Linked DNA regions of Homo sapiens: regions 1 and 2 are each linked to region 3. Evidence: chromatin contacts called from ENCODE Hi-C or POLR2A ChIA-PET data. All regions are on one chromosome and are shown on one strand. Each heading gives the region's core, a stretch centred on a gene start or an enhancer-like site at or near the end of the contact. The rest is flanking DNA. Distances are from core to core; before and after follow the strand shown.

The links. A loop is a pair of places that touch in the nucleus more often than their neighbours do. ChIA-PET counts read pairs that join two places held with the same protein, here RNA polymerase II (POLR2A). Pooled maps may share reads with other maps.
Region 1: a loop to region 3 is called in a pooled map, with 5 times the contacts of the local background. The contact joins two enhancer-like sites. A Hi-C loop is called at or near these places in 1 of 168 maps with a recorded cell type or tissue (Calu3), 1 of 37 single-sample maps with no recorded cell type and 10 of 50 pooled maps.
Region 2: a pooled map shows a loop between it and region 3 (4-fold over the local background). The contact joins two enhancer-like sites. A Hi-C loop is called at or near these places in 1 of 168 maps with a recorded cell type or tissue (HCT116) and 5 of 50 pooled maps. POLR2A ChIA-PET finds 5 or more read pairs at or near these places in 2 of 52 experiments (Panc1 and activated CD4-positive, alpha-beta T cell).

What each region holds. Positions count from the first base shown.
Region 1 is chr2:230,438,286-230,442,071 of GRCh38, forward strand. The region is part of intron 2 of SP100 (SP100 nuclear antigen); the gene reads left to right. It overlaps LOC101928816 (a long non-coding RNA gene), which reads right to left. Exons shown (of 4, transcript XR_427235.4): 4 at 3,150-3,786. Among named protein-coding and RNA genes, the nearest start is that of SP100, 24 kb to the left of the region's middle. RefSeq lists an enhancer at 1,399-1,448. Within about 2 kb of position 1,511, at least 7 of the 41 ENCODE cell types and tissues checked have a DNase peak (open chromatin) inside an H3K27ac peak, as active enhancers do.
Region 2 is chr2:230,346,462-230,350,446 of GRCh38, forward strand. The region is part of intron 2 of SP140L (SP140 nuclear body protein like); the gene reads left to right. Among named protein-coding and RNA genes, the nearest start is that of SP140L, 21 kb to the left of the region's middle. RefSeq lists an enhancer at 1,484-1,823. Within about 2 kb of position 1,675, at least 7 of the 41 ENCODE cell types and tissues checked have a DNase peak (open chromatin) inside an H3K27ac peak, as active enhancers do.
Region 3 is chr2:230,791,884-230,795,968 of GRCh38, forward strand. It overlaps CAB39 (calcium binding protein 39), which reads left to right. Exons shown (of 9, transcript NM_016289.4): 4 at 1,330-1,448. Among named protein-coding and RNA genes, the nearest start is that of ITM2C, 71 kb to the right of the region's middle. RefSeq lists an enhancer at 1,393-2,592. Within about 2 kb of position 2,793, at least 32 of the 41 ENCODE cell types and tissues checked have a DNase peak (open chromatin) inside an H3K27ac peak, as active enhancers do.

The DNA of each region.
Region 1 (3,786 bases), core at 261-2,760, 350 kb before region 3:
TCATTTCAGTAGTTTTGGGGGAACAGGTGGTTTTGGTTACATAGATAAGTTCATTAGTGGTGATTTCTGAGATTTTGGTGCATCTGTCACCCAAGCAGTGTACACTGAACTCAATGTGTATTCTTTTATCTGTCACTCCCCTCCCACCCTTTCCCCTGAGTCCCCAAGGTCCATTGTATCATTCTTATGCCTTTGCATTCTCATAGCTTAACTCCCACTAATAAGTGAGAACATAACGATACTTGGTTCCATTCCTGAGTTGCTTCACTTAGAATAATGGTCTCCAACTCCATCCAGGATGCTGAGAACGCCATTATTGCATTCCTTTTTATGGCTGAGTAGTACTCCATGGTGTATATATATACACACACACACACACACACACACACACACACACACACATATGGTATATATATATGTGTATACATGTATATGTGTATATATACATATATATATCACATTTCTTTATCTACTCATTGATTAGTGGGCATTTAGGCTTGTTCCACATTTTCTCAATTGCTAATTGTGCTGCTATAAACGCGTGTGCAAATGTCTTTTTCATATCATGACTTATTTTCCTCTAGGTAGAGACCCAGTAGTGGGATTGCTGGATCAAATGATAGTTCTTTAAGGAATCTTTATACTGTTTTCCACAGCAGTTGTAATAGTTTACATTCCCACCAGCAGTGTAAAAGTGTTCCCTTTTCACCACATCCACGCCAACATCTATCATGTTTTTATTTTTTAATTATGGTCTTTCTTGCAGAAGTAAGGTGGTATCGCATTGTGGTTTTGATTTGCATTTCCCTGATAATTAGTGATGTTGAGAATTTTTTCATATATTTCTTGGCCATTTGCATATCTTCTTTTGAGAATTGTCTATTCATATCCTTTGCCCACTTTTTGATAAGATTATCTGAATTTTTTCTTGCTGATTTGTTTGAGTTATTTATAGATTCTGGAATTTTTGCTTAGTCTTGCTTTGGCAATGTGGGCCCTTTTTTGATTCCATATGAATTTTAGGATTGTTTTTTCTAGTTCTGTGAATAATGATGATGGTGTTTTGATGGGAATTGCATTGAATCTGTAGATTGCTTTTGGGCAGTATGATCATTTTCACAATATTGATTTTACCCATCCATGAGCATGGAATGTGTTTCCATTTGCTTGTGGCATCTGTGATTTCTTTCAGCAGTGTTTTGTAGTTCTCCTCATAGAGATCTTTCACCTCCTTGGTTAGGTATATCCTAAGGTTTTTTGGATTTTTGTTGTTGTTGTTGTTGTTGTTGTTTTGCTTTGTTTTTTTGGTTTATTTTTTATTTATTTATTTTTTTGCAGCTGTTGTAAAAGGGATTTGATTTGATTCTCAGCTTGATCATTGTTGGTGTATAGCAGTGCTACTTATGATTTTGTATCCTGAAACTTAACTGAATTCATTTATCAGATCTATATCTTAGGATACTAATCATATCATTGGTGAACAGTGACTCAAGTTTGACTTCCTCTTTACCGATTAGGATGCCCTTTATTTCTTTCTTTTGTCTGACTGCTCGGGCTAGGACTTCCTGTTTTATCTTTTACAACTCATTGTTTCCCTTGTTTTATCTCTCTAAAAATGCAAACTATGTCTGCTTTTTATTTTTATTTTCAGTGTTACATAAGGTTTTATAAGGTCTGATTTCACTCAATCAGTAGTTATTTTCAAATCTTTTCGAAAGGAAAGAAGGAAGGAAGGAAAGAAAGACGCAGGAATATGTATAAAGGTATAGCAAACATCACACTTAATGGTGCTGCTAAGTGCTTCTTCCTTGAAATTGGAAATAAGGCAAGGAAGTCCACTCTCATCACTTCTCTTCAACATTGTATTCAAACTCCTAACCAGTGAAATGAGACCAAAAAATAGAAATAATTGTTTGGAAAGAAACAGTAAGTCAGTCTATTTGTTCATGATATAATTATTTTCTTTAAAATACAAAGGAAATCTATAAATAATTTACTAGAAATACTACATGAATTTAGCAATGCCATAAATTCATGGTTAATATGTTTCAAACCAATTATATTTTCATATAATAGTAATAAGGAATTTGAAAAGCATTATCATTTAAAGTAACACCAAAACAATAAAATAACTAGGAATAAATTTATTATTTTTTAAATTTAATTAAATTAAATTTTTTATTTCAATAGGTTTTTGGAGAGGAATAAATTTAATGAAAGATGTACATGACTTCTAAAAACTATAAGCAGTGCTGGGTAAAATTAAACACATGTAAGTAAATGGAGAGATATACAATGTTAACAGATTGGAAGCTCAATGTTGTTGTCATCTCCCCCAAATTTATCTGTAGCTTCAATTCAAATCCAAAAAAAAGTCCTAAAGTTTTTTCTTGAAGAAATTGACAAACTGATTTGAAAAGATAATGTATAAAAGCAAAGAATCTAGAAAATCCAAGCCAATCTTTTCTAATTGACTTCAAGACTTTTGTTAAGCCATGATATTTAAGGCAAAATCTTACCAGCATAAGGGTAGACAAATAGATCAATGGTATAGCATAGAAAGTACATATATAAACCCATGCTAATATTGTAAATTGTTTTTTGAATATTTTCATGACCTTGGAGTAGGCAAATATTTCTTAGATAGTACACTAAAGTCATTAATTATAAAAGAAAAAAAAATAAATTGGATTTCATCAAAATTACAGATTTCTTCCCATCAAAAGACATGATTAAGAAAATGAAAGAGAAGCTACAGACTGGGTGAAAATATTCACCATACATAAATCAGACAAAACACTTCTATCCATAATATATTTAAAAAATGCCTACCCATCAATAAGTAAAATTGAATAATATAAATGGGCCAAAGACTTGAACAGACACTTTACAAAAAATAAATTGCCAATTAACACATGAAAATGTGCTTGACATCATTTTATCATTAAAGAAATACAAATTAAAACGAAAATGACATATCACATCACACACACTGGAATGGCTAAAACTAGAAAGGCTATCTCTGATAGTCTTTGAAAAACAGTTTGGCAGGTTCTTAAATGGTTAAATGTACTCTTACACAATGACCAAGCAATTCCACTGCTACATATTTATGCAAGATAAGTGAAAACATCTTGCCACAAAAAGACTTGTACAAGAGCAGCAATTTTATTTATACTAGTCTCAAAGTGGAATCAACTCCAATGACCATGAACAGAAAACTGAATAAGCAGATTGTGGTATATTCACACAATGGAATGCCACTCAACAACAAAAATGAACAAACTACTGTTCAACACATCAACATGAATGATAAGCAAAAGAAGGCAGACACAAAAGCATATATACCTTTTATCCCATTTATACAAAATCCAGTAGCGGGCAGTATTAAGATACGATGGAAAAAATGACAGCAGTGGTTGCCCTGAGAGACTGCCTGGTTGCATATGGTCAGGATGTGGGTTGACGGGCAGGGCACACACTGTTCTGTTCATTTCTCAAATAACACATCAGTTTTTGGCTCTGTGTCTCCCTTCAAATCTCCATTGTTTCTTACAAATTCTGTAGGGCACCATGATTCCTAACCTCTGAAAGCATCCATCCCCTATCTGCTATTGCAACTAGCACTTTTCTGACCACTTTTCACCTTCAAGATTTTACTTGAAATCTCTTATCTGCTCATTGTCCTCTGCCATTCTCTTTGTCATTGTGAATCTAATTCCTTTGTTATCATTTTAGTGATCTTTAACCAGAAACTTTTTTTACAGAAATTCAAAACAATAATGT
Region 2 (3,985 bases), core at 425-2,924, 450 kb before region 3:
ATTGACTTTCTGCTCATTTTTCTTTCTCTCTTCTTCTGTAATTTCCATAATTTGTATGTTGTTTCACTTGATGGTGTCCCATAAACACAATAGGCTTTTTTTCACTCATTTTCATTCTTTGTTCTTTTTGCTCCTCTAAGTAGATAATTTCAAATGACTTCTCTTTCAGTTCACTGATTCTTTCTTCTGCTTAAGTAAGCTGTTGGAATTTTCTGTTAAATTGTTCAGTTCAGTCATTGTATTTTTTAGATCTAGGATTTCTGGGGGTTTGTTTAATGGTTCCTATTTTTTATTGGCATTATATTTTGTTTATATATTGTTTTCTGATTTTGTTGAGTTGTCCATCTGTGTTCTCTTGTAGTTCACCGAACTTTTTAAAGAGAATTATTCTGAATGTCAGTTAGCTCATAGACCTTCATTTCTTTAGAGTCAGTTGTTAGAGCTTATTAATTTCTTTTAGGGGTTTTATTTTTTGCTGATTTTTTATGATCCTTGTATCCTCACATTAGTGTCTGTACATTTGAGGAAGAAGTAACCTCTTCCAACCTTTATAGGTTTGCTTTGGCATGGAAAGCCCTTTAGTAGTCAGTGTTTCCTGGAGATCTGGACAGGTCAGCTGGTAGCATCCATGAATAGTCACAGTTTGCTTTTGAGATCTCTAGTTGTGCAGGATTATTGCCTGTGCTCTGGTGTTTGCTGGGGCCACTGGCTCGCCTGTATGGTTTGTTGAGTGTTTTGGTTGGACTCTTTGGTTGGGCAGGGCTACTGGCTGGCTTCTGAGATGGAACAAGACCTCAAGCTACTGTTCAGTGGGACCACAGGTTAGGCTCTGTGATTAATCAGGGTTGCAGGCTGTGTTTTGCAGTTGGGTTGAGTCACTGTCTGGGTTCTCTTCCAGAGTAGAACCACTGGCTGTGCTTCAGTGTCAATCAGTATTGTTATCAGGTACCTGGGTTTGGTGGGGCCACAGGCTATGCCCCAGCTTGCTGCAAGCTGGGCTCCTCTGTCAGATGGGATCATTCTCTGGAATCCCTGGTTAGGCAGAACTGCAGGCTGTGCCCCTCAGTTGGGAGGTGTCCTTGGCTTTGTTTACTGTCCATGCAGGTCGCTGGCTGGCCACTGAGGCTGGGCAGGGTTACTATTTGGGCTTCCTGGTTAGCAAGGCTAGAGGCCATACTCTGTAGTTAGGCAGAGTGGCTGGCTCGATTACCTGCGTGGTCAAGGACGTATGTTAGGCTTTGAGGCTGGGCAGAATCTCTTTGGGGGTTCCCTGGTCCAACAAGACAGAAAGCTAAACCCTGTAGCTGGCCTGGATTGCTGACTAGGCACCCAAGCCAGTTAGAATTGCTGACTATGCTCCCTGGCCAAATAGGGTCACCAGCTTGCCTCTGCAGTTGGGCAGAGCTGCTGGCTGAGCTCTCTGCTAGGGTGCTGATGGCAGGAACACAGTACCAGCATGGTGATCCATGCACTGGCCACTGTGAACCCTGCCCTCACTTCTTCATTTCTGGTCAAACACAGGTGGTCTAGCCCCACTGATTTCCTCTTTGTTTCCCATGAGACAAGACAGAAGTGGGCCTCCTAAGATGTAGCACAGAATGCTACAGAAGCTGGATGTCCTCCTCAGGCTCTCTTTTCCCCACTGGAGAAACTTTGGGCTCAGGAAAACCCTCTTGATATGGCACTTTGCCAGCCTTGGGGAGGAGCAACACAGTCAAAGTGAAACTGTATGACTCAAGAATTTAACTGCTAAACATCTACCTAGAAATGAAAACGTATATCCACACAAAGACTTGCATGCGAATATAGTAACATTATAGTAACAGTAACGTGATAGTTAACTTTCACAAAATCTATCGTACACTGTTTCCAGAAGACCATTTCATAGCAATGTGTAAGGGTTCCAGTTTTTCCACATCTTTGCTAAAACTTGTTATTGTATGTGTTTATAGCCATTCCAATGAATGCATATTAGTATTTTGTTGTGGTTTGAATTTGCTTTTCTCTAATGACTAATGATACTGAGCATCTCTTCTTGTCTTTATTATCTTCCATGTGTCTTTCGGAGAAATATCTGTTCAAATCATTTGCCCATTTTTAAATTGGGTTATCTTCTTATAGAGCTGTCAGAATTCTTTACATACCTGAATATAAGTAGTTTATTGAAAATATAATTGGCTAATATTTTCTCCCAGACTGTGCCTAGTCTTTTCTTTTTCTTAACAGTATACTTGAAACACAAAAGATTTCAGTTTTGTTAAATTTCAGCTTATCACTTTATTATTTTAAGGATCATGCTTTTGATGTTGTAGCTAACTCTTCATTTAACCTAAAGTCACAAAGATTTTTGTCTTTATTTTCTTACAAAAGTCCTGCCATTTTTGCTCTTTTAGAAGATTACTACATAATTTGGGGAACCCAGTGAAAAATAAAAATGGGGGATCCTTGCTCACAAGTTATTAAGGATTTCAGAACAGTGAAAGCAGAACACTAAACTAAGCACAGAGTCATTTGTGACTGCACAGGATGCATGCTCATGAAGCCAGCCCTGCTCTTACATTTAGATCCATGATCCATTTTTAGTTGATTCATGTATATGATGTGAGGTAAGAGTCTACATTTGTATTTTTGTGTGTATCTATGCAATTCTACTTGTAGTATTTGTTGAAAAGACTATCTTTTCCTCATTTAATTGCCTTGGCACTTTTGTTGAAAATCAATTGCTGAAACCACAAGGATTTTTTCTGCACTCTCATCTCTGTTTCACTGAATTATACCAGTACAATAACTGTCTTGATATGGGTAGCTTTATAATAAGTGTTGAAATAAGAAAGTATAAATCTTCCAACTTTTTTCTTCTTTTTATAGATTGTTTTGGCTATTCTGGGTTCTTGCAATTCCATATAAATTTTAGGATTAGCTTCTCAATTTCTTCAGAAAAGCCATTTGGAATTTTGATAGGAATCACATTGAGTTTATAGGTCAATTTGGAGAGAATTGCCAGGTTAAATATATTGAGTCTTCCAATCCATGAACATGGGTATCTCTATTTATTTAGATTGTTAATTTCTCTAGTAATGTTTTGTCATTTTCAGCATACAAGTCTTGCATTCTGTTTGTTCATTCCTAAATGTTTTATTATTTTGCCTACCTTTAATTTTGAATTTGAAAACTCAATTTTTACATTTCTAAGTTTACTAGTTGGTTGTTTTATAGAAACAATATCATTGAATAAGTTATGGGGGTACTAAATATACTTACTCTAGGCTGGGCACAGTGGCTCATGTCTGTAAACCCAGCACTTTGGGAGGCAGAGGTGGGCAGATCACTCGAGGTCAGGAGTTTGAGATCAACCTGGCCAACATGGCAAAACCCCGTCTCTACTAAAAGTACAAAAATTAGCCAGGAGTGGTAGCACATGCCTGTAATTCCAGCTACTAGGATGGCTGAGGCAGGAGAATTGCTTGAATCCAGGGGGCAGAGGTTGCAGTGAGCCGAGATCAAGCCACTGCACTCCAGCCTGGGGGACAGAGAGAGACTCCATCTCAAAAATAAAATAAAATAAATATACTTACTCTAAAGTCTTATTCTATTTGTTTATTATTTCTCTTTCCTCTGATGTTACCCAAAAAAATGGTAAAAAGAAAGATCTGAAGGGATCTGGTTAGAACCCTGAAACTGTCCACTAAGCCAGTGTTAACACCTGGGGTGTAGTCGTTTCATGCCTTCCCTATTATTTATTCTGAATTTTATATACAAATGAAAGACTTTTTTGTTTAATTTATATAAAAATGGGATCATAATGTATTAATCTGAACATGATGTTTTCATGGAACAGCAAAACTATTACCTTCAACCCAAATTGCTACAATTAAATAGCTATGTAATATTTCAACAGTGTACATTTATGATAATGCACTCAACCATTCTGCCAAATGGGCAATCAGGTTATTTTCAGGTTTAGAGGTATGTGTTATTGTGGAGT
Region 3 (4,085 bases), core at 1,543-4,042:
AGCGCTGTGGCATGGCCATGCCTCTTTAACTCTTTGTCATCAGTGTGCTTTGTTTTAAGCCCCAGTGTTTGTCAGCCTGAGTGAGTGGATGTCTGTACAGGTGCTTGAAAGACAGGTACATGTTCCAGAGGAGAAAATGACAGACGTATAGCCAGATTAAATTTTGGAAAAGGATGAGAGGGTATGGTTCATAAGTTGAGTATAATACTGTTAATAAAATAAAGTAAAATTTTATTTCTGTCCTACTGTAGAGCAGATAGAACTGCAATGTTTTCATTTCATAGCTGATTTCATGTATTTTTAATAATGTATCAAATTCCAACAGCAACAATTTGTATTTCCTCTGCAAAGTTGGGGATGTAGTGGAACATCTAGGTTCCTTCTCCTTTGTCTGCCTCCACCCGACCTGGACACTGAATTTAATATTTATGTGGAACTTCAAAGACATCAACTTAAAAGAAAAGTGTGCCCTTAAGGCTGGTTCTTAGAGATTGCCATTTCTGCTCCTGAGCTAGTGCGGGGCCCAGGATGATCTCTCTGTCTGTGGTTTAGGTATACCCTGGAAAGCTAGCATTTCACTCCCTCTCCTATGGGCTTGTTAGCCTTGTAACAAGTGGCTGTTCAGAAATGCCACTTGGAGTCCAGTTCTCCATTTGTTGATTTCTTGTGCAGCTTTCCGATTGTAAGATTCACTGGAAAGATCCGTCTGTTTTGTACAGTAGTGTAATGAAGTTCTGATCTCTGAACTACTGTATCATGTGATACTTAGTACCTTCATTATTAATCTATATAAAGTCTTCCCTAAACAGGCCTAGTTTAATTGGAAGATAGGTCTACTTTCCATTAAAGCCCAGCTTCATACAGAATTATTCCATTTTTAATATAGCAGCAGAGTATATTTTCCTCTCCTTCCATCACTATGAAAGGAAAGCACATATAGTGTTCCCAATGTAAGCATCTTATTTGAAGCTGCTTGTTCCATTTGGGTGGAATTCAGATCCCTTAGATTGTTAACATATTGCAGGGTTTTGTTTCTCATATCAGAGTCAGCGTGATCCTGAGACTTAGAAATGGTGGAAATTATATGTGGAATATAGTCAACCCATTGTTGTTTTTGTCAACACATTGTTCATGTTAAAAATAGTACACTAGTAAACTTACAATTTGGAATTACAAATGAAGAGATAATTTAATGTCTATGAATGTGTTAAAGTCAGATATTCAGTCATAACAATAAGTACAATGGCCTTATTCGAGTTCATTTGGGAGGGTGAATGAGCATTTTGATGTTTGGTCAGGAAAATGTGTTAATGATTGTATTCCTAATAGGGCAAAAAAGACGTGGCTCAAATTTTCAACAATATTCTCAGAAGACAAATTGGTACGAGAACTCCTACTGTTGAATACATCTGCACCCAACAGAATATTTTGTTCATGTTATTGAAAGGGTATGTACAATGTAATAAAATTTGTATTCTCAGTTGAACATAAAGGAAGGATTGCCTTGGGAAAAAAAACAGGATGCTGAATGTGGGAAGCATTTTCTCTGTAGTTAGATAATTTTTCCATAGATTTTGAACACATTTCCCTCCTTGAAATTCAACTTGTGAGCTAAATTGAATTTGAAAATGCCCTACAGGTGGGAATTTAAAATTAGGTGAATTCTGAGCTTTTAAATTCACAAATCCAGCATGACTGAAGGAAAAAATAATAATTCTCTGTGGTCTTATTTCTGTTCTCTAGGATTTAAAAAAGTTGAATTTCATTGAAGTATCAGTTAAGTTATATATTGAAAGACATCTCCTTTGGACATAATACGCACGCTGTAAGGCAGTAAAAGCTGCCTCTTAAATGGAGCATGGATTCTCTACAGCTTTACTTTGTTGAGTCAGCAAAGTACATGTTTATGAAGTAGTGTCCTTTGATTTTTACCTCTCTGTGTCCACTTACTAATCCATATAATTTGGTAATTCACAGTGCATCTTCCTGAAATTACTACTGGTCTAAGCAGGCATTAATGTTTGGGTAGTCTTGTCAGTTTAAAAAAGCCTGAAAACCGAACCATAGAACCAAATGCCCTTCTCCCTCATCCCTGAGCCTCATTGACTGGCAAGGTAACCTCCTGCTGTTTCACACCAGAGTTGTGTGCCAGCCCCGGGTATGGTGTGCATCTGTTTGTCCCAACATTGGTGGTGGTCTGTTCTATTAAGTTGGTGGGCAGGCATGTTCCTGGCATGACTGTTGGTGTGAATCAGCTTGCTCTACTCCTCCTGGCTTTATAGCTTGCCTCAGTCTGATTCACGTCTCTGCGGTTTAACACTTCCCCCAAGTTCAAGCTTGTTTAGACAAAGTGTGAGTCAGTGCCTGTGTTGCACGCCAGCGTTCTGTTTCCCTCTTTCTATTTCTAACCATCTGTGTTACTTCTTCAGATTTTGGGATACAGAACTTTTGGCATCTAATTTTGTGTTGTATCAATTCAGAGTTGTATGTAAAAACATGTAGTGAGCAGTGTGAAATTGTGGTGATCTTAGAGCAGCTTTCAGGTGCCTTTGTGTGTTTTTAAAGCCCATATTTCCTTTTCCATAGAAACCAAGGATTATTAAAATCAATACATTAGTTAACTCTGCTGACATTTTTCACTTCAGAGTAATCAGAGGCATGATATGAATGTTGTTAAATGGCATGTCAAGAAAGACTTTTGAGATACAATTTACAGTTTAGAGCTCTCACCTGTGCTGGCCAGAGCAGACACTTCCAGCCAGGAAGTAGCATGGAGAATGCAACTGGTGGGCCCACCGGAAGCCCCGCCCACCTCCTTTGTTGTGAAAAATATACGTACAACTAGAGGGAATATGTAACATACCGGTTCCTACCCTAAACCCAGCTTCAACAGTTACGAATGTTCTGTCATTCTTGTTCCTCTAGTCCTTGCCCCCTTTTTCCTCTGACACATGACATCACTCAGTATGCATCCCTAGTACGCATTACAAAACACAGTATAACACAGTTACGTTACCATTTGCAAACCTAATGTCTAATGCCCAATCTACAGATTTCCTCAATTTTCACAAAAATGGCATTTTACAGTTCGTTTATTTAATATTACTTCCAGGCTGGACATGGTGGCTCACGCCTGTAATACCAGCATTTGGGAGGCCAAGGCGGGTGGATCACTTGAGTCCAGGAGTTTGAGACCAGCCTGGGCAATATGGTGAAACCCCGCCTCTACTAAAAATACAAAAATTAGCCGGGTGTGGTGGCACACACCTGTAATCCCAGCTATTCGGGAGGCTGAGGCACAAGAATAGCTTGAACCCAGGAGATGGAGGTTGCAGTGAGCCGAGATTGCGCCACTGCACTTTAGCCTGGGTGACAGAGCAAGACTTGATTTCCAAAAAAAAAAAAAAGTTCCAAACAAGGCCCACAAACTGAATTTGGTTAATACTCTGAGCTCTCTTTTAATCTATAATAGTTAATATTATGCCATCTCTTTGTTGAAGCCTGGATTGTTTGTTTTGTAGAAAAATCATATATTTTAGACTTGGCATTCCTGTTGCTTCTGTAACATGTTCCACTATCTGCTAGTGATTTAACTGGTAGATAGTTAGATCTGGCTTTTTTTTATTAGATTCGGATTCACTTTGAGGGGGGCAAAAGTTCATGGATGGTGCTGTGTGCTTCATATTGGGTGGCACTGGTTATCCCATTTCTGGTGATGTTCGGATTGACCGGTGGATGCAGGTGTCCTCAGTCTGTAATCTGTCCATTACAAAATTCTCATTGACCTTTCACCTCCTGGTTTTAGTTTCCATTGAGAATCATTGCCTAGATTCAGAATGGCAGTTTCCTGATTCTGTTATTTCTTCTTCATATAATTAAATTGTTTCTATAAAGAAGAACCCTTCTTCCTTGATGACTTAGTTATCCCAAAATAGTCTCATTTTTTAGTATAATCAGGTATTTTTTTTTTAGTATAATCAGTTGATGACCTGGCCACTTCCTTAGATAAGTATTGAGTTGTTTTAAGGATCATTATAAACTCACGTTTTTGTCTTTTTAAAAATTATATTTGATATGTCTCAATC